Regions from separate parts of the Mus musculus genome. Here regions 1, 2 and 3 are each linked to region 4. The links are chromatin loops, found by intact Hi-C in ENCODE. Cell type or tissue: left cerebral cortex. All regions are shown on one strand. Each heading gives the region's core, and the rest is flanking DNA. Links, peaks and the distances in the headings are about the cores only.

Region 1 (7,746 bases), core at 1,269-6,268, 1.0 Mb before region 4:
CTATTTGGAAAAGCCAGGGGCTGACAGACACCCTGCCCTTGCTCTCCTTCCTCACTCCTGCTAGCCACACCAAACTGGCAGTAAGGAGAATACCCAGCCCACACTACAGAAACCAGTCTTCAGACCAGGGAAGAAGGAGCTATGACAGGAAGGAGATGGAGGTGGCCAGCTAGAGACATAGCCAGGCAGAGGTCAGGACAGGAAGCCAAGACAAAGGACAGTTCAGTTACCAGATGGAACTCATTCCAGAACGTGGGTCTGCTGTTAGACAGGCCTCCTTGGAAAGCACTGAAAAGGGTGTTTCAGGGAAAATCAGTTTCATCTGTATGCATGTTAATGGCTGCTCTTTGAGCTGATTACCGTAGATGTAACTGAGTAGTCTCAAGAAATAGAGAGTAGCCAAGTGTTAAATAGGTTCTCAGAGGGCACTTTATCTTAAACGTTGTGCTTAGAGCACCCGGGGATGCTGCCACTGGGTCATTTGATCAAAAGCTCAAATAAAAAAAGAGAGTGGATTGTGCCCATGCCGTGGGCACAGATCAGACCCATGCCAAGGCTCCCTAGACTTCAGCTCTCCACAGTGGTACCAAGCCCCTCCCCCATATCCTCAAGCATATGACTGTTTTATTAGGCAGTGAGTGCAGCCGACAGTCTACTGAATGCATGACAGTTATCATCCTGAATCTCCTTGAGGGACTCTGAGCTCAGGACAGTATGAGAAGCCACAGCCAGCTAGTGGGGGGGAGTGATGCTAGCAAGGGGCTGTGCTTTTATGTCCTGGCTCTTCTTCTGATGATGCCAGACTTCACAGTGTTTCTGCAAAGTGGGCTTCTCTCCTCTCTCTCTCTCTCTCTCTCTCTCTCTCTCTCTCTCTCTCTCTCTCTCTCTCTCTCCCTCTCTCCCTCTCTCCCCTCTCTCCCCCTCTCCCCCTCTCTCCCTCTCTCCCTCTCTCCCTCTCCCCTCTCTCCCTCTCTCCCTCTCTCCCTCTCTCCCTCTCTCCCTCTCTCCCTCTCTCCCTCCCCCTCTCCCCCTTTCTGTTGCACATGTAAGCATGTGCATGTGGAAGTCAGAGGTCAATCCGAGCTATTTCTCAAGTACCATTCACCTTGCTGTTATGAGACAGGATCTCTTGTTGTTTGGCTTGGAGCTCACCAAGTAGGCTAGGTTGGATATGCCTATTTCCTTTTCTCCAGTTCTAGGATAACAGGCACATGCCATCATGCCTGATATTTTCGTATGACATTCCTGGTATGGAATTTGGATTCTCAGGCTTGCAAAGCAGGTACTTCACCAACTGTGCCATCTCCTGAGCCACGTTCTTCATTAGTCACGTAAGGTCTGGCTCTGTATCTCAGGCTCAGCTTGAATTCTGGGCTCTCCCTCCTTAGCAGCGGCATTTCAGTGTGAGCAATTGTCAGAGCTGCTTCTGTTTGTCTAGGTGAGCTGCAGATCAGGGTTGAAGCTACTAATTCTGGGCTCCTGCTCCACCCACTGCTGCAGCTAGATGGCGCTGCATCCATAGTTTTAGGCATGCGGTCATGGGTTTTTGGAGCATAGCTCACAAAACACACAGAAAGGAAGTTTCTTCCTGGGATTTCTTGGTGTGAAAAGCTACCTCCCAGGATTAAATTCGAGACTTATAGGAGCTGTGGGTGCATGGCACAATTTAAACATTCCTGTGTTTTCTTAATTCCCAGTAAGATGATTAGGCTGCAAGCAGAAATGTGATGAAATTCCACCAAAAAAAAAAAAAAAAAAAAAAAAGAGAGAGAGAGAGAGAGAGAGTGCAGATGTTGTGTCAGCAATCCCCCCTCCTCCTTTCTCCTGTCTTTCAATCCTGAAATGTAATCTTGCCACCTGGGCAAATGGAAATAGTATTTTATTTATTTTATTTATTTTAAAAACCTGGTGAGTAACATCTCCGGGACTATGCGGATGTCCAAATAGCTGAGAGGAAGTGAACAAGTCCAGATGCTTTATCTTCTTGGATACAGAGGTTTAACTCAGAAAGGGCACCCGTGGCCTGTGAAACAGTGCAGCGTATCTGTTAAAACGGTTTTACATATAGACGTGGGGCTGGGAAGATGGCTCAGTGGGGAAGGGGGCTTGCTGTCAAGCCAGAGGAACTGACGGATCTAAATCCAATCCCGAGACCCTACGTAGGTGCTGGAAAGAGAACTGATTTTCCCAAGCTATGTTTGACCCCCATCTGAGAGCCAAGCATGTGTGTGCCCCCCCTCCAATAACTAAATGAACGAACGTTCTTTTAGGAGAAGAACACACTGAATACATTGAGATATACAACTAATGTCTGCTAGCACACGTTTTAAAAATAAGATACACAGTTAAGATATACACGTTGTTTTTATATTTATGCTATAGATTTTGCAATTTTCAATGATAACCAGATAACACTGTGCTTAAAGGGTCAGACTATAATGAGAAAATTTGAGGAGGGAGGGGAGTAGAAAAGAATGAATATGAAACGCAAGAGAGCCTCCGAATGAATGACGCTTTGGAGCAGAGAAACGAGAAGGCCGATGGGTTTGGAATGTCCTGCACTTGAGATCTTGCAGTGTTAAACGAGACAGAAGGCAGCACCCACACAGGCGTTTGGTAACACGTAGGAGGCTAACGTCAAACTAACTTAAAGCCCAGTGCAGCAAGCCCGTGGCTGGTCGGCTGGGTGTTGTCTCAATTAAAAAGATTTCAAGTTCCATAAAAAGAGCCAAGGCAGGTTTTGGTGATGCCTATGCAGATAACATTTGGCGGAACTTTGGTGTGGGGAGAGATGTGGTCCCTCCACACAGCGGCGATGAAGGGAAGAGCAGAGACAATAGTATTTCCTCCTCAATGTTGTAGGTAGGTAGATTCTGCCGTGAATCTGACCTGTGGAAGAGAACCATCTTTTCTTTGGGGTGTCGATATGGCTTTGGAGTAGGAGCACTGTTCATCTGGAGTGGGAGCACTGTTCATCTTGCGGACAGTTTTCTTGTCTCACCTGACAGCCTAGCCTCTCATGGTAGCAGCTGAGTACCTAGAATGTAGGATCACTAACTTAAAAGGAGTTGCTAGTTATCCATGGACTCACTGTGAAAAGAGATTTTTCTAGGGCTGGCTAAGAGTGAGTACCACTGTTGCAAAGGACTAGGGTTCTGTTCCCAGCATCCATGTCAGGTGGCTCACAAATATCTGTAAGCCCAGCTGGAGGCAATCTGATGCCCTCTTCTGAATTCCATGAGTACCTATGCACACAGAGAAGGGAAGAGAGAGAGAGCAAGAGAGAGAGTGAGCGAGAGAGAATATGAATACACATGCACATAAAAACAAAACAAACCTTTTAAAATAGGAATTTTTTTCTTCAGAAAGAAGATAGAGCATCTTTTCTCTCCACCACATCCTCCTTTGTAGGGTTTCAATTTAGCGTTTTCACACTATCGATGACCAGATATTGACACATGCTCATCACTGGAATCGGAAGATCAGATGGGAGCCAACAGAGAATTACAGGGTCCTTTCAACTAATTACAAAACCATAGAGCTCTGCCCTCTGCTGGCTGTCTTTGGAATAGAAATGACAGTATGATCATAAAGGTGCATGAAGAGGAACCCTGTCTGTAGCCATCACTTTGTTCAAAGGCAGCTTTAGAAGGTTCAGGGGCTCACAGTGTTAAGGGGTACAGTCTGTTACAGAAGGACTGCATGGCAGCAGGAACATAGGGCAGGTGGTCACATTGTTTCCAGTCGGGAAATACAGCAGATGAGCACCCCTGCACTGCTTTCCTTCTCTCTGTAATTCGGTCCAGGACCTCAGTTCATGGCATGGTGCCACCCATATTTAACATGAGCCCTCTCATCTCGATTGATTGAATCAAATAATCCCTTCACAGACAGCATGGAGCTTGCATCTTCAGCTACTCTGGAGTGTCTCAAGCTGAGAATTAATATTGATCACCACACTTCTTTATGGCAGATATTAGCAACAGCACCATTTAAATGTTGTCTCCCCACGGCCACAGGGAAATCCACCTTTCAGTACTGGATCAGATGCATTTTTATGGAATTTACAATCATAACTTTACAAATCTAGTTTATCAAGCATTTATGAACCAGGTGCTGTTTGAGACTATCTGCTTCTACTGTAGAGCAATAACTATTTGAAGATCCCTGGATACCAATACCTTATTACTATATATTTATTTCCCCGTGCGTGCATGTGTGTGTGTGTGTACATGTTTATGTGTGCATATGTGTATGTGTGTGCATGTGTGTGTGTGTGTGTGTGTGTGCGTGTGTATTCTGTTTGTGTAGGCAGGGTCCATATAAACTAAGGCATGCATGTGGAGGTCAGAGGACAACCTGAACCCTCTAACTTGTCTGAGACAGGGTCTCTTTCTCCACTGCTGTCAGTGGCCGTCTAGGCCTGAAGGCTTCTAGAGACTCTCCTCTCCCTCTCTGCCTCTCATATCTATGCAGTCATGCTGGGATTACAGATATCCTCAACTCCACTTGGCTTTAAGTAGGTTCTAGGGATCCAAACTCAGGTCTATGTGCTTCTGCCACAAACAGTTCCCACAGAGCCACCTTCCAAACCCTTTCCCCATTTTAGATATTGAGATAATTAACCAAACCAATGTTGATAGAAGCATGAATGTGAAATTTAAAACAAGGTTTATGTGGGTGCTTATTAAAGACCTCCAGTTTTTCATTGCCAAACAACTGTGCCCATTTCTGCTTAATGTTTGCTACAGTTCCCGGGGCTGCAGATGGGTTTTAACGGCCTCCTGGGTGCTGTTTGGGGTCTCTCTCTTGAAGCTGTAGGTGCCCATGGGAATACTTGGAGGTGGTGGAGGCACCGTCGGCTGTTGCTTTGAAAGTGACTGCTGCTGGATTTTAAGTATTCTAATTAATTCCAGTTTTTAATCATGCAGGCTCTTCGGGGTTTCTAAAGGCAAGGGCACTGGTTTGGAAAAAGAAAAGCCAGTTGCCAGCTGCTCATGTCTGTGTGGATTTCCGTTTTCCTTCTCTGAGTCAAGTGCTCACGTTTGCAGGAAGTGCCAGGGAGGGATTTGGCTCCTGCCCCACAGAAGGAAGGGTTATCAAGTGTGTGCTAGAGTCTGAGGTCAGCTACCAAAGACTAACAGATTCGTGCAATCTAGAAGCAGGGTGTAGGTGTTTGGAGCAAAGGGCTCGGTGGCTAAGGGTCCTTGCTGCTTTTGCAGAGGATCAGGGTTCAGTTCTGAGAACCCACATTGGAGCAGCTCACAATCATTTCTAACTCCATTTGCAGAGGACCCAAATACCCTCTTCTGGACTCTGAGGGTGCATGTGTGTCCATTGTGCACATGCAGACAAGCAGGAACACACATGCACACAAAATGCAACAAACCATAATAATAATAATAATAATAATAATAATAATAATAATAATAATAAAGCAGGGTAATGTTGGGGCCTAAAATAGAATCAGTAAAGAGTCCCCTGTGTGCCTTGATACCTATGAAACTCCGGTTTCCTCATCCTTCCTATGTAGGATGAGTTTCAAACACGCATGCGTGAAGTCTCATAGCGGTCAGGTGACCTGACAAAGGCTGCTCCGTTGGCTAATATTCATCCCTAACTGAACAAGGTCTGTACTTCCCATGAACTTCTAGGCATACCTGTGAGGGAATTTCCTCACCCTCACATGCTAACTGATGTGAAGAGACCTACTCCTGCATGTGAGCAGCACCTTTGGGCAGCACCCAGTATACAATATCAGGGAAAAGGTTTGCTCTTTGCCTGCCTACCTTCGCATCTTGTTTGTAAATTCATCTGCCCCGCTTCCAAGTTCAGAGCCTTTGTAATCGCTGCTGTGGTTGCTGCTGCTCCACCCTTCACTGATGGCTCCTTTGGCCTCTAACCTGGACTGAAGACCAGCAGTTCTCCAGGGGTCCTCCAGTCGTTCAGTGCCTCTCAGTTTCATGGATTGAGAAACCTAGGTAGGTCCTAGGACTGGAGCCTGTCCTTGTTTATAAGCTCTGACATTTGTAAAATGTCAGCTTGCACTGTCGGCAATAGTTTTTCCAGCGAGCATTAGAAAGACAAATTAGACAACAAAGGCCCACCAGGGAATACTCAGCTTGCACAGCGCTTATGTTTGACCTGTGAGATATAGGCCCCAGTTTCTTTTCCCTGGGGAGCAAGTCTCCCTGTCTCCTGCTAGTTGTCCCCTAAGAACATCCCCACTCACTTGCTATTGACACAACTGGTCCTGGCCTCATCGCTATCCCGGTTGCTCCCTTTCATGTTCTTGGCTCTCTCAGTCCAGAGCCCCCCTTCCTTTCTCCAAATATCCCAGCCTCCTTTACTCCATGTGACCTCCGCTCTCTGTAGGACCCTGGGTCTATATGTACATGGCAGATTTTAATCTTTGACACAATATTAAAGATTATTAAAATGATAAAATGAATGCCAACCGCGGGCTCCAGGAAATTAAATTTTGAGGTGCGAGTGGCAGATTTCTCCAAAGAATAAATCTGTGATGGAGGATACTTTTGGTATCTTCTTTGGATGACTGGGTCTTGACATTTTACTTAATTAAAAATTATTTGTTGTGACTGTAACTTCCGTTTCAAATTAAACCATCAGACTTCCTAATTTTTCGGTCCGTTAGTTACGTTGAATCCCAGTTTTCGGCACTCATCTTTATGTACCTCCCTGGGATTTTGTTGGTAGGTCAGAGGGTGCACTTAGGTCAGTGCCTTCTGAGAAAATTAAGAGCTGAGTGGACAGTCCTGGGGTGGGGTACAAGTGTGTTAATTTCTTATTCAGGAATCCTTACCTGCATTCTAGAAACAACCCTTTACTCTGAAGAGTAGGAGAGTGAAGGAACCAGTATCCCCTCTGAGTTCCAACCCTGCTCCTGTGAGCTCCCAGCTCAGAGGTGCTCATGTTGACTTTGAGTAAGCCCTGGCTCGTCTCCTACTTACGCTTTCATGTATTAGAAAGGTTGTATGGGGGTGGGGGAAAGCTCAGTCATTAAAGTGCTTGCCTTGCAAATATAGATCAATCACCCAGAAGCCATGTTTAGAATACTGGGCATGGTAGTGAGCTCTCATAGTCCCTCTGCTGGAAGGCTGAGAGACAGGTGGATCCTCAGGGCTCACTGGTCAGCCAGGCGAGACTATTAGCATGTTTTAGGTCAATGAGAAACTCTCATTAATTGTTTAAATGGAAGATGCGGAAGGAACAGCGCCCACAGTTGCCTTCTGGATTCCTTATTTGTAGGTACAACCTCAGCCACACGAAAGAGGGATGATGACATTTTTCATACTCTGTTCATGAAAGATTATCAGGAGGGGTCAGGCTCAAGTCAGCACCATGTCAGGGTGCCTATTACAGAGCCCGTGTCTGGTGAAGATGGTGACAACTCTGCCAGCAGCCAATCATCTTACTTTCAGGACCATTGTGCCATGGCAGCCTTTTCTGAGGATGCTTCAAATACCCCGTGGAGCCCAGGGAAAGGCATCAGGACTCCAGAATGCCCCAGATCTTAGAGTAGCCATATGTGGGGCACAGATGTGTACAGTTAACAGCTCTACTGTTTCTCTCACCCCTTAAATCGGGTGACTTAACCCGCGGCATTTAGCTACTGCACTCAGAATCCTCCTGTTGCCGGTACTGCTCTCAAAACACAGTAGGGCAGGCTCTGAGCCAAGTCTTGGGCAGTGTCTGCCAGGATTGTCTGAAAGCCAATAGGAGTCT
Region 2 (7,746 bases), core at 1,060-6,059, 120 kb after region 4:
AGCCCGGTCTCTCTCTCTCTCTCTCTCTCTCTCTCTCTCTCTCTCTCTCTCTCTCTCTCTCTCTCTCTCTCTCTCTCTCCTCTCTCTCTCTCTCTCTGTCTGGAAGATAATAACCAGGCTGAATTGTCAGTCTTCAGGTGCATCCACAATTCTTTTAAGTCAGGGCCTCTCACTGACCTGGCACTCAGCAAGCAGGTTAGGGCAGCTGGCAGGCAGTGAGCCTCAGGGATCCTCTCTGCCATCCTTGCCGAGCACTGGGGTTGCACCCAAGTGCCTCCATGCCCAGCTTTTTATTGGCTGTTTGGGATCAAACTCAGGTCCCCATTCTTGCAAGGAAAGCACTGTATTAAATGAGCTCTTTCCAGCCCAGCTCCATCTTCTCATCGTCCGTGGGACCAAAGCAAGTGGTGGCCTCATGTCCTGGTGGCTTCAGGCCTTGGGGACAACAGATGTCACAGAGCCTGGGTGTTCCCCGCAGAAGGCAGGCTCCTCCACTGCAGACACCCACTTCCCAGTTCACAAATGATCAGCCTGTTCTAGAAGCATGGCACCTCAGACTCACCTTCTCCCCACAGCCGTCCTTTGCATGCCCGCCAGCCATCCGTTCCTCCTTTTAAAACAAGCGTCATCTTCTTGTGCTTGATCTTTCACTAAACGGTAGACAATAAGTGCTTCTCCAAGTACTTAACTCTGTGATGCTGTTTGCATATTCATTATCTTCCCGGCTGCAGCATCTACTTCCCTGGCTTAGGTAGCTTCATGCTGTTTGGCGAATTCAGAACTAGACACCCAGGCTGAATAATCAGCCAGGCTTTCAGGGGAAGCTCTTGGCATGTCCCTTTGTCATTATGTTTAATCCTCTGTGTGTGTGTGTGTGTGTGTGTGTGTGTGCGTGTGTGTGTGCATGTGTGTGTGCATGTGTGTGTGCACAAGTGCAGGCATGTGAGTTCCAGGGTACATATATGGAGGTCATAGAACAAACTGGGGTATCAGTCCTTGCTTTCCACCTTCTTCAAGACAGGTGTTTCTGCCACTATTATTATTATTATTGTTATTATTGTTATTGTCTGCCACTGAGTACTCCAGCTGGCCTGTGAGCTTTCAGGACTCCCCCAATCTCTGACTCCCATTTCATCATAGGAATACTGGGATTACAAATATGCTCTACTGCCTTCAGGTTTCATGAGTACTGGGGACTCAACCATCAGTCCTCACACCGGCCTGGCAAGCACTTTACCTAGAGAGCCATCTCCCAACATAATCCAAATGACTCACGAATGAGCCCCTGTTAAAGCCAACACCCAGGGATACTGGCCTTCTTCGAGGCATGGTCTGAGTGTTAGGTGAGCAGAGGCAAAAGGGTAGTTTCTGACCTCCGAATCTGAGGGCAGAGTAGAAGACAGTGACTGAAGTGCTACGCACCTGGGCTATGAGTGCAGACACTGATATACGTCAGGACGGGGCACAAGTCAATCCTCAAACCCAGAGCCTGACATCATCCTCTTCTCAAGAGGCCCACAGGAATTCTAGGAGCAAGCATTTAACAGGCCAAATGTCCATGCATAAAGTGCCTCACCCCCAAGGTGGCTATAGTTGGAGATGCAAGAGCCTGAACATGGGGAATTGGTCCATAGCTTTGCATACACTAGGCAAGGCCTCTGTCACTGCCACACTCCCAGACCCACCCAGTCACTGGCTGGTGACTGGAGAGTGTTCTAGGTGCTGGCAGAGACTGAAAGAGACTCTACCTCTGGCTAAAATGAGAACAGAAGCAGAAGAATTCATTATCGAAGCACACATGCTAGTTTTCTTTATTGTCTTTCATTTATACATGGGGGACTGGGGAGGGGTGTGGCACATCCAGTAAGGGGCTTCCTAGGCAAGAATGAGGTGTTGCTCTGGATCCCCAGTGCTCATGTAAAATGCCTGGCATGGTGGCCATAATCCCTGTCAGTGCTGAGCACTCAGAGGAGGCAAGCGTGTTCCCGGAGCTCCATGTTCAGTAAGGAACCCTTTCTCAAATATACAGTGAAGAGCCATTGAAGAAAATGCTCTGTTGACCTCTGCCCCGCCACAAGATGACATATGTGTCTGTATATGTACACATATACATTTGATATAAATATACATATTTTAGAAAGTTGAAAGGCATTCACTGAATGCAACACTCAATCTAAGACTAGATTCACATCTATTTATATGAAAGTTTGTTAGTCATGGTGAGTGGTTAGAATGAGGTGTGTGTGTGTGTGTGTGTGTGTGTGTGTGCATGTGCACACATGCACATGCCAGCACTCATGCATGCATGCATGTGTGTCCTGGCCTGTTTTAGGGGTGAAATGTGCCCTCCCTAGGTAACATTTTGCTGAGAACTCTAGAGACATGCAGACACTCTAAAAGGCACCCGGGCACAGGATCAGGATTGCATAGACTGATAGCAGCAGTCACAACCATAAGAATGGCAAAGGCTGCGTACCTGGGGGACTTGCTGCAGGCTGCTAAATGCTGTGCACATCGGCCTGAGCATCATGACGGGCTGGTGTGGCAGCTCTTGCTTTCCCCATTTTGCAGTTGAGGAAACTGAGAATGAGCAAGGCAGAGTGATAGGTGAGCTCCCAGAGACGAGGTTGAGAGCTGCTGTACGGGCAGATGTGACCAGAAAGGAGAATGGCATCCATTGGCGGTGGCTTTTAGATTCTGTTTACTCCACAGCTCTCCAAATGACTTGCTTCCTAATACATATTTACTCACCAAGTCTAACCATTAAGCATCGAGGGTAGTCCTCTGAGCTCAGAGAATATGGTCTAAAAGCCAGGGAAAATGGACTTTTTGCTGTTCTGATAACCAATTAGTGCTGACTGTTTCTTTGGTTGCCTCCTGTGCAAACTTGCATTTGTTTTTTTAAATCAAAATATTACTTAATGGCCAGACCCCAGTGGAATGTTCTAGAAGGCCTTTAGCAATTGTTTGTGGCCTGTTATTTAAACTAAAAATGATATCAGGGAAAATGACACTTGAACACCAGCCTGCTGATTGGAACTAGCCAGTTAAAGAGGAGACGCCATGTCTTTTCCAGACTAGAGCATCCTTGAGGGGTTTCAACAGGAGGAAGAGCTAGGGCATTATTTAGAGGGGGTTCTTTTTAAAAGAACAGAATTAGATTAACCTTGGGGAGAGGAAGCCGGGGGAAGGGAACCTTATGAAAGACACAAGAAATTTCTGGAAGGAGAGGAAGGAGGATGCAGCCTGCAAAAGCATCTCAGCCCAGCAAAGCAGACAGAGCTATCCATCATTAACCTCATTTAAAACAAACATGACAAACTGCTGAGAAAATACGTGACGAGCTCCATTCTTCAGCAGCATTAGGGACACACAAACTGGGTGTCTTTTCTATCCCTAATTTGAGTAGAAGTCATTGAGAATTGTTTTTCTCACATTTGCGGGGACTTTTCCATTCTAAAGGAGTATCAACTCTCAAGTTCCCTGCTATGATCTGCAGGTGTCGTGCCCACGGTAGCTCTAATACAATCTCAACCCAGGAAGAGGGATGGCTTGCAATGCTATTTTAAGCATCTGTTAGCTGAACTATCATATTAATGAGGCTGACTCCTTAATCCTACTTTACTTTTAATCTGCAGGCAGGCTGTGGAGATACTAAATCACCCAAGGTGGGCAAAAGACAAAAGGACGTGGCCAGAATAAAAACCCAGCTGACCTAAAGAGTTATTGACTTCTCGGGACATGGGGAAGAATAAAGAGTGTGGCCATAGGACAGAGATTGGGCGTCAATGTCCTGGTTTGCCAGGCCAGGGAAATCTATGAAGCTCCACAGCCATCTTCCCTGTGGCTAGCTCAGGGACATCTCCAAGCTCCTGGGCCCACAAGAATTAATGTCTGTGCACTGCTGACCCCTGCTGGACACACGGAGCCCAGCTAGACACATTTTTGCATGGGTTCCAAGAAAATGCCATTTGCCTTGTCAATTAGTTTTCAATTCTCTCTCCTCCTCCCCCTGACAGTGCCTTCCACCCTCAGGACCCTGTTAGGAGACAATTCCATCTAAGCTAATGGGCAAATATTCCTTATAATGCAATTTTAGAGCTTTCTCGTGGATAACCCCAGAGACCCTCCCTTGGTGGACTGGCCAGAGACAGTGGAATATACGAAACGCATCATCTTGCTGTTCCAAGTACTGTTTTATCAAAATACTCCCTTGAATTTGCATGAACCCAGGCGGGATGCTTTCTTTTCTTGGAGGAACTAGGGACAGCCAGCATGTCAGCCTGCCCTTCCTTCCCACTACCACTGTGTGACATTTGTGGATAATGCCCCTTTCTCGCAGTCTGCTGCAGACAGAATCTAGCCACCCCAGTGTGTCCAAGCTCCAACGCCCACTCCAGAAAGCAGGAGTGAGTTCTTAGCACGCTGGCCAGGAGACAGGGAGCTGATACTAGATAGTCACTTATACATGGTAATGCCTCAGAAAGAATGGAGGGAAGGAACTAGTCTAATTGATGACAATGTACAGTGTGTTAGGTCAGTAGAGTAGGTATGGAGGGATAAATCGAGATTAACATATAAAAGAAGCCATTGGCAGGAAGTCTGGTGATCCCTTCCCACCAAGGCTTCACAAGATTAGCAGAATGTGTGCAGAAGTCTGTCTGTCTGTCTTCAAACCTGGGAGAAGGTGGTGCTCTGTGAATAACCTTGTAGGAGCCATGACTCTGGGGTCTTTTGACGCCGGGTTCTGCCCCAGCCCTCTAGCCCACTTCCTCTCTCAGGAGTATCTATGTCTTCCTTATGGATGGTCTCTACTGCTATTAGTATCCATATAGTCACATCCATTATTCCTGGATGTGAGATCCTGAAAATCCTACCAGACATCCTGTGGGCACTTATCCACATCCAAAACACCAGGGAAGAAGAAGATAGAACATGAGCAAACCCCAGGTCATCTCAGACAGAGGACACCTCGGCTGTTATTTCTTAGATCTCTGCCATATCAACTGTTCTAAAGTCAGACAAAGGGAAATCCCAGGGACAGAAAAGGGGGAAAGAAGACCTTGGCATTGTATCTGGTTGAAGCTTTTGCCAGCAGAGGAGCAGGCATCCCACATTTCACTCTTACTTGAGGAGGCCCCTTTCCCTTCCTAGCCAGACACCTAAGTCTCCCCAGAAACCTCATTCGCAGATTGATGTGATGTGCAGCCCTAATGGCTACTCATTTCATCTAATAAGATAATCACTCCCTCTCTCCTGACCAGGTCTTCTATGTAAGATAAGCACCACCATCCTTTAGGCTCCTGGCCCCTTGTTACATAGTTGGTCCTGAACCAAATTCCATCCACATCTACAAGAACTTGACAGAAATGTATAGTCTCAACTCCATTTCAGGCCCACTGATCTAAATCTGCACACAAACAATTCCTCCTGCTGGCCCTCCCTCGGTGTACTGAAAGTAGGAAAACTTACCCCAATAACAATGGGTAGGCACTTCTTGCACAAATATGAGACTGTGAGACTGTGAGTTCAGATCCCCAGGACCCATGTGAAAGTTTGACATGATAGCACACGCCTGTAATTCCAGCTTCCCTACTGGTGAGATGGGAGTTGGATACAAGATAACCCCACACGGCCTATTGGCTTGTGAACCAGTGGCAACACTGAAGGCCTTGTTTCCAACAAAGAGAGAAGCTACACACGCCTGCATATACACCAGTACATGCATCATATACATATAAGCACACATTTAAAAAGAAGAACTACAAATTTTCAGTTGTCAGTGGGGAAGGAGAAGTCTGTTGGTATTGTTGATATAAGTCTAAAATATATTTCTTTTGATCTGAGAATTCAGGGTATGATTATTTTTTTTTATTGCTCAATCTTCTGTGCTTCCATCTTAAGTTCTGGTTTCTTACAGAGGAAACCAGTATCTCTTTAGCTGACCCTAGTTCCCAGAGGAAAATGGAGGCTGACAGACAGGAGAGCTGGCCAGAAGGGTTACTATATGGAGGTCAGCAGGCAGATTATACACAGGCTTGTGTGGGGTGGAAGGTATACCAGCGGGGCTGATACTTGGACTTGATAGACATTCTTGTCCTAAGATGGACAGCTTAGCTTATCTGGAGGAAAGACTATCCCCAAGTCTATTTCAATTTTACACTGTGCTCTGGAAACAGAGGATGCAGGTACCCAGGTCATCGATTAGCCATGACACAGGCAGTTCCCAGCAGGCATTTCACAGTAGTGGTGGGAAGAATGCCCTAACAGCATGTATACAGCTGATAGGCAGCAGCTAAGGTAGAAAGATAAACATACACACACATGGTCGGCGGAGCATTGATTTAACACACTCAAATAAAAACACTCTATGGCTGATCTCATCTATCCTCTGCATCCCTGTAGCCAAGGATGTCCCCAGGTCCAGCTCCTGCAGTTCTGAGGCTGCCACAGGACATGGAGTTCCTGCAGGAGTCACAAATGAACAGAGTGCTAGAAAGGGGGCGAGCCAGGGAACCTATCAAAATAGGCTTGCCCAAAGGTGATGGTAGGTAATACCAAGCCGCCTTCTCTCTAAGTCTGGGTGAGCTGCGTTTCCAACAGCGAGGAAAGCACATGGTTAGAATCCCAGTAGACTCCAGCTGCAGTTGCAGCCAAACTCAGCCTGCATGCCAAAGACCCCAGAGCTAGGCATCCTCAGGTAGAGGGGAGCCATTTGCCCAGCAGAATAATGGAATCAAAACTTGATAGGAAGCAAGATGGATGGAAAGGGAATCATTTTCTCTGTGCTTTTGGTGATGAGTTGTAAATCCTCAAGGCTAAAAAGTCCCTGGGGACGTGTGTGTATAGGAACACAAGGGATAGAGTGGCTTATAAAGTATCCGATGAACTGAAGGGATGGCCCAGCCCCAAAGTTCTTGTTATGTAGTCATAAAGATCTGAGTCCAAGCTCTGGCACCCACATAAATAAAAAGCTGGGCTTAGTGGTGTGTGTTTACAATCCCATTGCTGGGTAGAAGACAGACATGTCTTCTAGGGCTCTGTAATCAGCCAGATGAGTCTAAGCAGCAAGTCTTGCACCAAAGATCTTGTCTCAAAAGAACAAAGTAAATCGATTCTGGAGAGTGATATCCAACACTAACCTCTGGCCTCTACATGTGCATGCACACACACACACACACACACACACACACACACACACACACACACACGATCCCCTCTCCCCAAATATGTGAACCAATGATGTTATGGTTAGAATAAGAATGGCCCTCATGGGCTCATGTATTTGAATGTTTGGTCCCTAGTTGGTAGAACTCTTTGGAGGAAGGATTAGGAGATGTGGCCTCGCTGGAGATGTGGCCATGTTGGTGAAAGTGTTTCTCTATCTTCAACTTGTGACTAAGATGTAAGCTCCCAGCTACTGCCACAACACCATGCCTGCCTCTCAGCTGCCATGTTCCCTGCCATGATGGTCATGGACACATCCTCTGAAACTCACGCCCATTAAATGGTTTAAAAAACAAACAAACAAACAAACAAACAAAACCAAGTTGCTTTAGTCAAGGTATCTCTTCATGACAATAGAACAGTAACTAAGACAAACATCATTCAGTATCCTACAAACACACACACACACACACACACACACACACACACACACTCACACAGAGAGGGGCAGGATGTGGGAGAAGAGTACTCTCATATCAGGTTGGTCCACATTTTACTGCCAAATACATTCTTCAGAAC
Region 3 (7,746 bases), core at 1,476-6,475, 300 kb after region 4:
ACAGGAACCTGGCTGGTCATATTGCATCTTAAGACAGAAGGTAGGTCTAGGCTATAAAACTCAAGTGACTCACTTCCTCCAGGAAGGTTCTACCACCTGAAGATTCTAGAGCCTTTCAGAGCAGTGTCACTACCTGGAGATGAGTGGTCAAATGCTGAGTATTATGGGAGACATGTCACATTCAGACATAATCACTGTCATATTAGCTGGGGTTCTAGAGGAACAGGACCAGTGGGGCCTGTCTGCTCACTTCCCCGATTGCTGAAGATGAAGGCTGAGTTCCATGATGAACTATGAGCAAACTGGAGATTCAGAGGCTGGAGTCAGCACAGTGTGAACTCCTGAGAGTCAGAGAGCTGATGGTGTGGGAACCTCTCCCGGGAATCAGGAAGCCCTTGCTCAAGGGGTCAAGCAGAACTAGCTCAAGCCCCCTCTGCTTTTAGACTCTATCTAAGCCTTCAATAAACTAGATGACCTCACATACCCTCGAGAATCCTTTATTCCTTCCATCCACTTATTCTGGTGTTCCCCTATCTGGGAACACCCTCACAGACACACCCAGAAAGGAACATTTAACCACCTATCTATGGATCTAGTGGCCCAATCAAGACAGCACTTAAAATTAAACCATCCTAGGCACAGAAGAACAACAGAAATCAAGAATCACAATGATATGCCACTTCAGCATGCTGGGATATCCTAATGAAAAATAAAGTCTGGCTGAGGAGATGGCTCAGTCAGTAACGTGCTTGCCTTGCATGCAGAAGACCTGAACTAAATCCACCAGAACTCACATTTTAAAAAAAGGCATGTCAGCTGAGGGGGTGGACACAGGAGGATTCCTGAGTCTTGCTGACTGGCTAGCCTAGACTATTAGGTAAGTCTAGAGTCAGTGAGAGATGCCTTCTCATAAGAATGAGGGGAATGTATGCCAGTGCCTGGCAAACACATAAGTGGATGCTCACAGTCATCTATTGGATGGAACTCAGGGCCCCCAATGGAGGAGCTAGAGAAAGTACCCAAGGAGCTAAAGGGATCTGCAACCCTATAGGTGGAACAGCAATATGAAATAATCAGTACCCCCAGTGTTGTGTCTCTAGTTGTGCATGTAGCAGAGGATGACCTAGTCGGCCATCAATGGGAGGAGATGCCCTTGGTCTTGTGAAGATTGTATGCCCCAGTACAGGGGAATGCCAGAGCCAGGAAGCAGGAGTAGGTGGGTGGGGGGAGGGTATAGGTGACTTTCGGGATAGCATTTGAAATGTAAATTAAGAAAATATCTAATAAAAATATTGTTAATACATGCTCCACTATGTTCATAGCAGCCTTATTTATAATAGCCAGAAGCTGGAAAGAACACAGATGCTCTTCAACAGAGGAATGGACACAAAAAAAATGTGGTACATTTACACAATGGATACTACTCAGCTATTAAAAGGAATGAATTTATGAAATTCCTAGGCAAATGGTTGGACCTGGAGGGCATCATCCTGAGTGAGGTAACACAATCACAAAAGAACTCAAATGATATGTTCTCACTGATAAGTGGATATTAGCCCAGAAACTTAGTATACCCAAGATATAAGACAATTTGCAAAACACATGAAACTGAAGAAGAACGAAGACCAAAGTGTGGACACTTTGCCTCTTCTTAGAATTGGAAACAATCACCCATGGAAGGAGTTACAGAGACAAAGTTTGGAGCTGAGACAAAAGGATGGACCATCTAGAGACTGTCATATCCAGGGATCCATCCCATAATCAGCTTCCAAACGCTGACACCATTGCATACACTCGCAAGCATTTGCTGAAAGGACCCTGATATAGCTGTCTCTTGTTAGACTAGGCTGGGGCCTAGCAAACACATACGTGGATGCTCACAGTCAGCTATTGGATGGATCACAGGGCCCCCAATGGAGGAGCTAGAGAAAGTACCCAAGGAGCTAAAGAGATCTGCAACCCTGTAGGTACAACAACATTATGAACTAACCAGTACCCCGGAGCTCTTGACTCTAGCTGCATATGTATCAAAAGATGGCCTAGTCGGCCATCACTGGAAAGAGAGGCCCATTGGATACGCAAACTTTATATGCCCCAGTACAGGGGAATGCCAGGGCCAAAAAGTGGGAATGGGTGGGTAGGGGAGTGGGGGGGAGAGTATGGGGGACTTTTGGGATAGCATTGGAAATGTAATTGAGGAAAATACGTAATAAAAAATATTTTTTAAAATGCTGTTAATAAAAAGCAAAACAAAAGAAACAAAAAAAGAATGAGGTGAATGCTACCTGAGGAATATGTGTGAGATTTCCCTTTGGCCTCCACACAGATCAGGGTTCTATGTGTGCTAAGCGAGCGAGCGTGCTACCACCTGAGCTTCATCCCTAACCATACAAATAAAATTTAAGGAAGAAAGAGTGTTATCCTCCCAGGAGTGAGATGCCAGTTTAAACTACTCCCAACTTCTGTAATTCCCTCTCAGAACGGCAAATGTTAAAAAGATTAGTGATACACATGTTTTCAGAGGTGTTGAGAAATAACTACCATGCATTATTACGGGTACAAAAGTGAAGGGACACACTCCCTCTAGAAATCACCTGGGCAGCAAACCACAACGTGCAGAGGCTGGCAGGGTGGCCCAGTGAGTATAAAGGCACTTGTTGCTAAACCTGAAAGACCTACTCGGTAGAAGGAAAGAACTGACTCTGAAAATTGACTTCTGATCTCCACATGGGTGTGTGTGTGTGTATGTGTGTGTGTGTGTGCGCGCACACACACACACACACACACACACCAGACTGGAGCAGCTGTTGCTCTTGCAGAGGACTTGGATTCAATTCCCAGCACCCACTTTGGGCTCCACACAACTGCCACTTCCTCTAGCTCCAGCGTTTTTTGATACTCTCTTCTGACTTTCGCAGGCAGATACACATACCTAAGCATTTTTTTTTATCTTAAAAGTTTTTAATAAGTAAAGATGTATAAAAATATGAAAAATGCAACAGGAAGGGTCCCAGGGTGACACAGTAGTCCTCCTTCCTGCCGTGGCCACCATGCACTTTTCTCTTCCTGGTTTTTCTCCTCACTTTCCTAATCGCCACTATATGCCTCAAGGGAAGTCAATAAACGGGCAATAATTCCCTTAAACTCTGTGAAATTAATTTCTTTTTGACTATCGGAATTGGCACTTCAGAAAAAACCTAGATGCCTTAATAATTAAAAAGAAACCTTAAAAGTTCCTCCTCTGAAGGTTCATGGCTATAAAAGTAATAAATGAAGCGCTCAAAATGCTGTGCTGTGGGTCGGGCTAATAATCCCAGCCTGCAGGATTCTGCAGTTTAGTCAACCATCAGCATCCGTGCTGCCATAGCGCCCCCTGCTGGCCAAAGGCAAGCAAGTTTTAGTGGGACTGTCAAGCCCTATGAAGAGGGCTGTCTTTTGCTAAAGATCTCAGTGTTCCCTCTCCAGCCTTGGAAAGGGGTGTGTGTGTGTGTGTGTGTGTGTGTGTGTGTGTGTGTGTGTGTGTGTGTGTGTAGAGCAAGCGCTCTTAGCTGCTAAGCCATCTTTCCAGTCCAGCCCTCCTCCAACTGACTTTCATGTTCCTTTTGTTGCTGCCGTGCCCCACTGCATTTAATTAGAGCTGACTGTGTGAGCATGGGTGGAAAGCTATTTGCTTGAGCAAGACCATCCTGTGACGTTCTTAATCTCAGCTGCTGGCATTTGCGCCCTTCGCTGCCCTGCTGCTTGGCTGTTTGTACCAGAATCCCTCCAGAAACCCACCTCTGTTCCTCTTGCAGTGTCCCCAGGCTGCTGCCCCTATAACCCACGGCCCTCAGTTCCTGCACTCTAAGTGACCAGCTGGGTCCTCAGTCACTACCCCATCTCAGCCACCATTTTCAGTCCCACTGATCTCACAATTCCAGGTCTTAAACTAAGATCTGTGGATGAGACAGTCTAAACACTATCCATCTGGCTGCCTATTCAAACTGCAGATTCCTGGGGCTTGTGAATAAGATCTTCTGAAGGGCTGGAGCCAACAATTAAAACTAGTGTGTGTGTGTGTGTGTGTGTGTGTGTGTGTGTGTGTGTGTGTGCTGTTTGTCTGTCTGTGTCTCTGTATCTCTGTCTCTTTTACGTGTGCGCGAACACACGCGCACACACACATTCCTTGGTTTTTTGGCCTGTTTTTTGTTGTTGTTGTTGTTGTTATTGTTTGTGTTGTTTTCAGTTTCTCCAGACCACATGATTTTCTGTAGAAAATTTCTGTGGCTTGTAACCCTGTGAATAATTAGTGTAAAACACTCATTCTTGCCTTCAAGGCTTTGGGCAAATTATTCAATATATTTTACATCCCCTTCCTCTTTGAAGACTGGCTATGTCTCCTGTCCCACTGAGGCCAGGTGTGGCCATGTCTGGCTTTGGCCACTGAGTTGTTGCTTGTATCAGTGATGCAGGCCACCTCTAGGAAGGCACTAGCACACTTGTCCCATACTGTACTTTCACAGTATTGATAGCATCTGAGACACAGCTGTTTCTTCAGGTTACGCAGGACAGACACCAGGGAACAGAGCTGCTGGCTGAACAGAAGAGAATGCAGTACGCAGGGTAATTCGAGAAAGAAACCAAGGTGCCACTGTAGCTTCAAAAAGCTTTTGATACTACATCTAAGTCTGCCTAGGCAAGCTGACACCAACACTCACAGTTTACAACACTAGTTTCTATTGCTTTCTACATCCATTATTTTTGTGTTGCTGTAAGAAAATACCAGACCAACAAAGAGGTTATCTTGGTTCCTAGTTTGAGGGCGCAATCCGCCATGGTGGGGTAGGCATGGTGGCAGGAGTGATGCGGCTGCTCACACTTCATCCACAGTCAGGAAGCAGAGGGGTGAACGCTTGTGCTTAGCTCACTTTCTTCTTCTATTCAGTTCAGAGTCCATGAATATGGTGCTGCCCAGAGCTGGGGTGATTCTCCCCACCTCAGTGCATACAAACTGGATCATTCCTCACAGGCACCCCCGAAGGTCCGTGGTTCCAAATCCTTTCAAGTTGACAGTCAGCTTTAACCTCCCCAGCTCCTAACACTTTGTTAATCTAGTTCCAAAACACCTTGCCCCTAGGATCTCACAGACCTGCCCAGTTTTACAAAATTGTTTGCTTTCTTCTCCCCTGGACTTCTCAAAAACCGACCTTCACCTTCAGTGTCTACTCAATGTCACCTTCTGGATTAATGGTTCTCCACCTGAGGGCTGCGGCCCCTTTGCAAGGGTGGCTGAGACCGTAAGAAAACACTGATTCCTAACAGAAGCAAAATTAGTTATGAAGTAGCAATGGGTATACTTTTATGCCTGAGGGCCACTCCAACACAAGGGACAGTATTACAGGGACACAGTATTAGGAAGGTTGAGAACCACTGTTCTTCATGCAGCCTTTCTTTCTTCACGATGGCTGAGAATGCCCCCTCTTCTCGATCATCTTCCAAGGCAACATCTGCAACCCATTCACTGTTGTTGTTTTCGTATGTTTTTGTACAACGTGCATCTCCAAGAGCATCCATCCCTTGACACTGAAGCATGTGCCATTCACTGAGGGACTCCCCGAAGCTTCTCTGATACGTGTTCCCCCTACACAGATGTGTTGGATTTAATTACCTTTCTCAACGCAAGAGCTGTTATTTAGTATACACATAATATTTGTACAGGTAGATTTCAAAGAACATTTACCAGAGCCATTGAGCAAGCAGAACTGAGAGGTGGGTAATGTTATTTATAATAGAAAAGATGCCTAGTGAGTCAGAGGTAACTCAAGGTTTCTGTCTATCTTTCTGTTTATCTCTCCCTGTGTGTCTCTCTCCCCTCCTTTCCCTAATTACACATGAGAGGTCATCTGCCAATAAATAAATAAATAAATAAATAACCTTCACCTTTATCTCTTGCTCTCCCGTGAATATTCCAAGTCGTCTTTAAGATTTAATTTTACGATTAATTGTGTGAGGCTATGTGTGTGGACGTGCTTATCGCAGCACACTTCTGACAGTCAGGGGACAGCCTGTGGGAGACTGTTTTCCTCTCGTGTGGGTCCTAAGAGCTCAAACTGAGGGAGGGCATCAGAGTTTGGTGGCAAGTACCTTTACCCACTGAGCCATCAATCCAGATTTAATGGGTACCAGTGGGAAACCCAGAGCAGAGGCTCATTCTGTGTGCTCCAGGATTGCCAATGACCTCTCTCTGGGCTCTGTATTATTTAAATTAGCCAGCCTTCTAGTTTAAGGGCAATGGGACAATGATTTTTCCATTTCTGACTGAATTATCTAGCCTATGTTTTTTACATTTAGGAAAAGGTACATCCCCACGTAACACTTCAGACTCAATTAATTCTAATTCCCGTTTCAAAACAAATGTGCACAGAATCCCAGCAGCAAAGGGAGCCTCATTCTCAATGACCGGTAGCTGGGACTTTTATAAAGCTCCCTTCTGCTTCTAACAACCCGATGCCCTCCCAGACATTTTGGCCTTAATTGGGAAGCTGCTTCAGCTGTTTTGAGTCGATTTGAAAAGGATCGGAGATGTTACTTTTGGACTGCTTACCAGTATTATGCTACATGGTATTTTACTGCAAACTGAAGATGCTTTGTACATATTAGGGGCTGAAAGTTGCTTTGCAGAGCACTCCACGCCTGCTGAGAGAGCTATAGAAATGGATTGTCTCTTCAGAGTCCTCATTATCTCAGGAGGAGAAGCATTCCTACTGTCAAAACCTCAAATGACACACACAACAGAAAGACATCCGGCTTTTTGTCAATCACTAAGTCAGCGTTTTTTCTAAGCCATGTTCTCTGGGATGGAAATATCTCTGCACAAGACAGCAAAAGAACAAGAGCTCGCTGATCAAATACATTTAAAGAAAATTAAATTGGACCTTGTCTTAGCTTCCCTTCTCTTGTTGTGACATGATATCCTGAAAAGAGCAACTTAAGGAATAAGGGATTTATTTGGGTTTACAGTTCCAAGAGATACAGGTCATCACCGTGGCAAAGAAGACACGGAAAGAAGTCGGGAAGACATTTTGGCAGGAGCAGGGGGGCTGGCTGATCCCATTGCTCCACACTGAGGAAGCAGAGAGTGAAGGCAAAGTGGGCGGGGACTATGAAGCCTCCAGCCCCACCCCCCAGTAACCCACTTCCTCCAGTGAGGCTCCACCTCCTAAGGTGTCACAATCTTCCCAAATAGTAGGACAATTGAGCATCAAATGTTCAAACACAGGAGCCTAGAAGAGACATCTATTCAAACCCCATCAGACTATGCCCAGTTGAAAACTTCCTCATCCTTAAAATCCTCTTTCTGTATACAAGACATTCATCATGTCATGGAATGCTGGAGTGAACTGAGAACCTATATCATCCAGCTCAATCATGGAATCAGCTTTTGTTATGTTTTGCTTTGTAATTCTCATTAAGTCAACCAAGGGCACTCTGGTACTGAGCAGTATGTATTTTCAGTACACATATAACAGTATGTATTTCCAGTACATATATAAATTAGAGGTGCTTATGTGTGTGCATACTAAATACACATACACAAATACACACATATAAACATATATGCACATACACATACATATACGTATACGTATGCATGCATATGTATGATTGTCCTCTTCGTTCTGGGATGTTGCATGGCTGGGTATGGCCTATTGATAACCACTACTTTAGCAAAAGCATAGTATCACTTATTTTGTATAAGGTAAAACA
Region 4 (7,746 bases), core at 1,809-6,808:
CATTACCTGGGTAAATTTCAAATGGATCCATTTAAAATGAATTAAGTGGCACTTAACTGGTTTGCAAATTGGGGTCTATTTATCTCACTAAAATGATTAAAGTCTTGATTTATCCCTAAAATTAGCTTTATTATTGCATTTAATTACACTAAAAGATTGTTAAGGACTTGTAGGTTCTCTCTGTCCCTTTAAACTGTACTTTATTCAGACAATAATTGAATATCAGATAGGATAAATTGATTTTTTTCCAAAGAATTATGTTTCTAATATTTTCCTCTTTTTTATTGCAGGAACCGAAACAAGTTGAAGAAACAAAAGAAGATCCTGAGAATAGATTATCTGAAATTTCCCTGGAGTCATTCAATAAATTTAGCAGCAATACTGTGATTTTATTAGGAAAAGAGAAGTCTCCAAGTGAGGTTGAAGGACAAAAGGAAGAGAAAGGCAAAAAGACAGAAGTGTCTTCGAGTAGCTCCGAACGGCCTGGGGTGGACCGCGTGGAGTCTCTGAGTGACTCTCTGTATGACAGTTTCTCCTCTTGTGCAAGTCAAGCATCCAACGAGGCCTAGAGGAGCATCCTTCAGTGAGACTCCTGCATGCATGGTGCACTAGGCAAACAGACTCCAGAGAAGCTGATAGCCAGTATACCAGAGTTTACTTCTCTCGTGGACTGATAGAGATCGCCTCGACTTACTGTGTTTTGAGAGGATTAAAAAGCAAAATATGATGGAGAATTCTCAATGTTTGCACTTTTTTGAGTATTTGTATAAAAGCTGTACATTTTTTTGGGGGGGGAGAGAAATTATATTTGTAGGGGGAGAAAGATAGCAATAAAAAGAGTTGGCGCCATGCTCTTGAAACGATGCATTAAGTTCTAGAAGTTGATAATATATTTTTTAAAAACCCCAGCTGAAGATTTTGTGAACATAATCATCTTGGTCCTCAACTCATTTGTGCATATACTGTCAATGGAAGCGTGGGGCAGGCAGGAAAGCCAGAGGGGTGGAGGTCACCTGTTCTGAAGGTCTCTCTCGATTGGGTGGTCCACTTGCCACATTGTCTCGAGGAAGATGTGATGATATGGGTGTTCTGTTGAAGAATTAGAGTGTGAGCACTGATTAGATGGCACCAGATGATGCGGAAGGGAGCAGATCTTAGCAGGCTTCACTCCCAACCTCTTCTATCCTCTCCATTGTATTTCTCACAATTCTGAGTGTTTGCTGTTTTCTTTTTAAATTTCCCTGCTTTTATATTATTATTAAAACCTGGGTACTCTTTGCCATATCTTAAAAATAAATGAATGGTTGGTGCTATGAAACTTTCTTACTTTTTAATATCCTTTTTTTCTATTAAAGACTGTTTATATGGGAGGATAAATTCTATTTTAAAGGTTATGTGTATTTTTTCTAGACGTGAACTATTTATAATTCCTTCTGTACAGAAGCCTACAGACCAGGCAGACTAGAGCTATGTTTAGGATTTGTGTGGTTACCTTAGAACACTTGTATCTTTATAGAGTATTGTATGACCAGTGTTATTGTATTTGTGCAATTTGTTGTATTTGGATTTCATTACCTTAAATTCAAGCTGCGTGTAAAGTATCCTCCTTGTCTTTAGAAAAAATTCTTTTGTTTCATTTCATTTTGGAATAAAGGTCTTATCACAATTACACCCTATAAGAGCAGAAAAGAACTTTGTTCAGGGAGAGGTTGGTCCCGTGATTATTATAATTATGTCTCACGCTTGCTCTGTGGAGAGGTTTCCCTGAAAGAATAAATAAGCCAACCCTCTTGCTACTGTAATAGTAATTCGAACAATTGTTAAGATCCACACTTCAGACAAGCGAGTAATGGGCAAAGCATCCTTGTCTCCCCAAGGAGTTAACCAGCTAGAAATGAGGGGGAGGGGTGGGGGAGAATGAGCCTGAGGCAGCTATGGACCGATCTCTGCAAAGGAATTACAAGAAAGTCATTTATGCCTCTTTCAAACCTGCTCTGCTGGCAGGGTAGGGACATAAATGATCACATCCCAGCTGAGAGACCACTTCCCCTCGGGAGACCTCACAGGAGAGGGGTGATGCTTAGCCACGGGTTTCCACCGAATCTCCCAAATCCCAAATCAGGGGTGGGGGTGGGTGGAAATGCGCGGGGGTTGTGGGCGGGGGCACCAAGAGCTGCGACTGCCTGCTCTGTGCACAGCACAGTCTTCCACAAAGCTCCACCAGGAAGGCAAAATAACACCGTGGTGTCCCGGGAATACGCAAGGTGGGTCACTTAGAATTGTCAGAAAGGGGAGTAGTGGAGGAGGGAGGCAGCCTATGGCCAATTGGCCATGCTTTAGCGCTGTAAGGAGTGTATACCCATAGCTGGTGGCTTGGGGGAGCAGTCAGACCCATTTGCTTTTCAGTGAGAGCACAGATCCGGGTGTCCACTCCCCAGGTAGCTTTATTTCTGGGCTAGGAGACCGAGGCTGAGTCAATGCATCCCCCTGCGGTGCATGCAAGCAGGTGAGGAGATGGTGGTTGGGCTAAGCGAGCTAGCTGCGGTAGGGTCACCATCGTACTCGCAGGCATTCTGCTGGAAGACCCAGGTGGCCAGTGAGGTGGGTTTCTCTCAGGAAGAGGCGCGGCTGCGTCGGACACCCCAGGGAACTCGCTGCTCCGCAACTTTGCCAGGTGCTCAGAAACAGCCCTTCGCTTTATCCAGGGCAGTCACCCAGAGGGCCAGGGGGCAGCGAGTGATAGAAGACGCCGGGCTGGGTGGGCGAGACCCAATTGCAAGGGTACTGTTAGCACCGAAAGGGAACATAACACCTGGAAGGGAAGGGTACCGCAGCCTAGCACTCGGGTCTCCGAGTTCGCATAGGACAGGTCCTGATGGCACCTGCTGCGCCCTAGTCACCTCCTTATTCCTAACCTCTGTCAACACTACTCCCGAACCCAGCAGGCGCTCCTTTCCAAGGAACTAGAGGAGGTAGGCTAAAAGGGTGGCAGAAAGGGGTGGGGACAGTAGAGAGACAGTCCCAGCCTTCCCCGCCCTCCACCCCCACCACAACTCAGCAGCCGTCACGTGGTACCCGGAGTGGGAGGGGTGGGGGCAGAAGAGGCGAGACTTTTTTGGGTGCTCCGGATCGCCAGTAGTTCTTCAAGCCTCAGCAGCCAACTCCTCCGGAGGCGCTGCGCTCCGCCCCAGGGAGCGCGAATCCAAGGAGCCTGGGACCAGCCTCTGGGAGCCCCCGGCGCGGGCGATGCGGGCGCCGCGGGCGACACCTGCGGCTCCTCTCGGTGGCAGCCGTCGCTTGGGCGGCAGCAGCGCGAGCCTCGGCAGCCTCGGCAGCTACTGTCGCCGCGGCCAGAACAGCCTCCGCTGCGGTCGTGGTCTCTGATGCTCTTGCCCGCTCCCGGCCCTGCCGATCCGGGAGGATGTGGGTTCTCGGCATCGCAGCAACTTTTTGCGGATTGTTCTGGCTTCCAGGTAAGAAGATGAAGAGGCCAGCTGCCTGGCCAGACACGCTCCTGCTATCTCGCCAAGCGTCCCTGCTCTCAGCCCCAGTGCGCCCAGCTGTGGTCCGCGCTGCGCTGGGGCTACCCAGCGGGAGTTTGGTGCTGGAAACTGAGACCAAAGGCGCTAGACTGGGACGCTCTCCAAGTCCCGCGCTGCAGGAGAGCCGAGAGCGGCAGATTGGCGCGACTCTTGGCTGCAGCTGCGTGGGGTACACAGTCGGGGATACAGAGCTGGGATTGGGGAGGGTCCTTGAGTTGGGCGAGACAGGAAAAGGAGCGACAAGCCTCCAACCTAGTCAAGTTACCCAGTGTTTGTGGCCACCCAAGGGAGCGGCGACGCTGACAGGTGAGCGACTCGCCGGACAATCCTCTGCTGGGGGCGGGGGAGCAGCCCTTCCGGACTGAGTGAGCTAGCTGTGCTCTTCCTGCGATCGGTAGGGTGTTAGGAAGGGGCATGCGGCCCAAAGAGAAGCTCCCAGATCAGAGGAGAGCAACCAGGAAAATATGGTAAGTAACTGCTCCTGATCGCGGACTCTAAGCTATCAGAATTTTTTTCCAACAGCCATGTTTTTCAAAAAAAGGGGTCACAAGACAGGTCTAAAAGGGCTGCATTGTGGTGGTCCCTAAGCAGACGCGCACATCCAACGCAGGCACTCTCTCATTACATCCTCTCCAACCCTCAGCAGCAGCTGCCCCTGTCGCTGATCACAAGAAGGGAGCCTGAGCTGGAGGACTGAGCAGGGATACTTAGCATCCAGCACCTCCCCCCCCCCCCAGGTTGCAGGGTGGTCTCCAGGAAGCATCAGAGCCTCAGCCCATGAACGCTGACTTAAAAGATTAAATAAATAAAACCGAAAACGCGTCAGCCAATGCAATTATGAACGGTGCCAAAATAGTAATTAACCAATTTGTAGCCAATTAGTAATTAGGCTCAGACAGGAGCTCAAGCTTGTACCCCACTACTTTGATCTGGGATTTGAACTCTCACCGGTCTCTTTGCAACTTCTTGCGGAAAGGCCGGAGGGGTGTTATAGGAGCTGTTTGTGTCTAGAGAAGAAATGTAGGGTCTCTGGCAGGGCTTTATCCTCCTAGACCCTGGGAACTGATGCCGCCGCCCCCTGCTGGCTTCAGGCACCTCCAGCCTTCCTGAACATCAGGATGCAGAGCCCAGAAGCCCTTGTTGTCTGGGGCAGTACACGGTGATACCGGCCAGCCAGGATGTGCTCTGTGCAAGCCAGATCTTAACCAGTGTTTCTGAACCCCACCGCATCTGTCCCACAGGGCTGGCGCTGCAAATTCAGTGCTACCAGTGTGAAGAATTCCAGCTGAACAACGATTGCTCATCCCCTGAGTTCATCGTAAATTGCACCGTGAACGTTCAAGACATGTGTCAGAAAGAAGTGATGGAGCAAAGTGCTGGTAAGATACTCTTTCCCCCTCCGACCCCCTTGGAAGGCTGGGAAAGGAGGGTATTAAATTACAGGAAAAGATCCTGACTGATGTAACACACATGCTACTGTGTGTTACACATGCACTTGGGCACACACACACACACACACACACACACACACACACATACATATACACTCACTGGTTAGCACAGATGTACTTTTTACAGTTCTGGGGAAATGAAGAGTTGGAAGTTACTTTAAACTCATTAGGGTTAATTGCCAGGGCTTCTTCCCAGGGGACTCCTGAGAAGTTATTATAAATCAGTAGCTTTCCTTTATTTTTATCTTTATTTTTTATTTACACCTTTCACCTTCCTGGACTAAAAAGCTGATGGGGCAGTGAAAACAATATATGGATAACTGCCCCGGCTCTAGCAGCTCGACAGTAGCCTGTGAGCAATGTCAGACTGAAATATGAAGCTACTTGAAGTTCCCAGAGGTCAGAACTTGAAAAATGTGTTTTGTCATAGCGCCACACCATATTTCTTTGAAGAACGCTATAGGATCTTTATTTAATTTTAGAACTAATGCATCAAATTCCAAGCACAAATTGCCAAGATCTTCCACAGGAAGGATACCCCCACCCCCACCCCATACCCTAGCTATTTAGCTACTAGCTAGCCAAGTCAAGAGACTGTATGTCGTACAGCTGAAGAAGGGAGTTAGCTGGAACCGACTTCACTCTAGCTAGTAAGTCTTGAAAGGTAGAATCCCACCCACTCAGGAGTTAAAATTAAAAACTCACCCCAAAGTGGCACCAGACATTTGAGAAAATAAATGAGCTGCTGCTTCAATTCCAAGGTCAAATAGAGACTTGGCTATTTAAAGGTTGCTGAAAGCAAGGGAAATACCATCTTGGGGATGAATGACATTGGGTGAGTCTTATTACTTTTTAGTCCAACAAGGTGCCCATGGAGCTCCACAGCTCATTAGAGCAATCGAGTCCCCTTAACTCCCTGGCAGAACAACAATGGATAGAAGCTAGCACTGAAGACAGAACCATGGAGAAGCAACTTCTCCTGGTTAGGGAATGGAAGTATATTGTTGTTAACTTCTTAGTTGCTTAAGGAACCTATCTGACAGCTCTCTATAGGACTGAGCAATGATGTGAGGGTGTGTGTGTATTCTTTTTTCATGTGTATGTGTGTGTGATATGCATGTATGTATGCAAACATGTTCATAGTTGTTGGTACATGAGTATATATAGGTACCTGTTATGTGTACATGATATTCATGCCAGTATAAGATGCACCTTTGCATGTGTAGAGACAAGAGGTTGATATCCATATCTTCCTTGCTCATATATATTGAGGCAGAGTCTTTTACTTGAACCCGGAGAACTCACCAATTCTAACTAGACAACTTGGTCCAAAAAAATCTCAGATCTCTGCCTCCAAGGCTGAGCTTACAAGCAGGCATCGCCTCATCAATCCTGCTGACATTTACATGTGTGCTTGGCATCCAGACTCTAGTCCTCACACTTACCTGGAAGCACTTCCCCCGCCGGGCTATCTCTCCAGACCCTTTGTATGTGGCTGTTCTTTGTAGTACATTATTGGCTGGAGTGTATTAAAAAAAAAATGCTATTCTGGGAAGTCTAAGATGTAACTGCTCTCAAACATAATGTATCCTCCAAAACCTAGTGAGCATTGTTGGAGCATCTGCTACTCCTGTTGTTTAATGCAGGAGGACAACACAAAACTTAGTGATAATACTGTAACCAAGATGGATGTGAATGGTTTTGATGAGTGATTTTCTTTGCACTGTATTTTAACTGAGCCAAACATCTTCTGGCCTTCCAATATCTTCCATGAAATAGGCTTGAGGCAGACATGATGGAAGGTATTAGCATGCCTTCAGAACTTCCTCAGAATCCTCAAGGCCACCGCTCACCTGGAGGCTGGGCTTCACAACCAGGGCTGTGATCAAGGAAAGGAGTTACTCGGCAGAACACTTCCAAGAAACACTGCTTTTTGTCCATGTGTTCATCCAAGATGACAGCCACACACTCCCTTTTCGTCTTGCTGTAGCCTCTTCTCCAAACTATACTGTAGAAAAGACCTCATAACTTCCACATTACCCACAGAAAGCATCCAGACAGGCAATCCTGAAGCAAGTCTTTGGTTTAGGTTGCTTGTTTTCTAGTGACACATGTCACTAGAAAGGTGTCGATGGCCACAGGTTAGAGGACATAAGCCACAGGTCAAAAGGTGAGGAAAAACTATCACACAGCAATGCCAACCTTTTTTCCTTCTTTTGGTGAGAACGAGAGAGAGAGAGACAGAGAGAGACAGAGAGAGACAGAGAGAGACAGAGAGAGGAAATGTATGTGATATATATCTATATCTATATCTATATCATCTATATCTATATCTATCTATATCTATATCTATATCTGCATGTGTGTATATACACAACATGGATACATATGCAAAGGTGCACACACTCAAGCAGGAGCAGGTGGGGGCCAGGGAGGCATCCAGCTCTCTCTCCCCATTTCCCTTTAAGACATGGATTCTCACTGATTCTGGCCAGCAGCAAGCCCCAGAGATCCTCTTGTCTCCTCTATCCTCCATAGTGTTGTGGCCATACCTAACTTTTTTTTTTTAACATGGATGAATGCTGGGATTCTTCATGATTGTTCTGCAAACGCTTTTATTCACTATTCTCTAGTATTTACAATGGACTGACCACCTAGGCAAAACTGGCTATCTTCAGTCTGTGTCCATGACCTCTGCTTGCAACAACTGCAGCTGTGCAGTGCCTGCTTGTGACACTGGGCATCTGTACTCA

The links. Peaks named below come from ENCODE experiments on the same cell type or tissue, not always from the same donor. Only the 100,000 strongest peaks of a DNase experiment are listed, where the experiment ranks them.
Region 1: a loop joins it to region 4, with 2.8 times the contacts of the local background. A loop is called at or near these places in 3 of 42 quality-filtered maps.
Region 2: it touches region 4 in a loop (2.6-fold over the local background); 2 of 42 quality-filtered maps call a loop at or near these places.
Region 3: a loop joins it to region 4, with 4 times the contacts of the local background. A loop is called at or near these places in 4 of 42 quality-filtered maps.

What each region holds. Positions count from the first base shown.
Region 1 is chr1:126,925,682-126,933,427 of GRCm38, reverse strand. No RefSeq gene overlaps it. Among named protein-coding and RNA genes, the nearest start is that of Gm41945, 95 kb to the left of the region's middle. In left cerebral cortex, for the core only: CTCF peaks have their summits at 1,485 and 3,570 (motif pointing left); DNase peaks (open chromatin) are centred at 1,499, 1,977, 2,654 and 3,556.
Region 2 is chr1:125,786,137-125,793,882 of GRCm38, reverse strand. All of the region lies in intron 1 of Gpr39 (G protein-coupled receptor 39), which reads right to left. Among named protein-coding and RNA genes, the nearest start is that of Gm41943, 52 kb to the left of the region's middle. In left cerebral cortex, for the core only: a CTCF peak has its summit at 3,927 (motif pointing left); a DNase peak (open chromatin) is centred at 3,899.
Region 3 is chr1:125,603,243-125,610,988 of GRCm38, reverse strand. No RefSeq gene overlaps it. Among named protein-coding and RNA genes, the nearest start is that of Slc35f5, 46 kb to the right of the region's middle. In left cerebral cortex, for the core only: a CTCF peak has its summit at 3,375 (motif pointing left); a DNase peak (open chromatin) is centred at 3,367.
Region 4 is chr1:125,907,566-125,915,311 of GRCm38, reverse strand. It overlaps Lypd1 (Ly6/Plaur domain containing 1), which reads left to right and starts at 3,098. Exons shown (of 3, transcript NM_145100.4): 1 at 3,098-3,473; 2 at 4,784-4,921. The coding sequence starts at 3,422. It overlaps Nckap5 (NCK-associated protein 5), which reads left to right. Exons shown (of 17, transcript NM_001081756.1): 17 at 291-1,676. The coding sequence ends at 569. In left cerebral cortex, for the core only: a CTCF peak has its summit at 4,620 (motif pointing left); DNase peaks (open chromatin) are centred at 2,342, 3,107, 3,600 and 4,619; H3K4me3 peaks cover 2,921 bases; H3K27ac peaks cover 432 bases.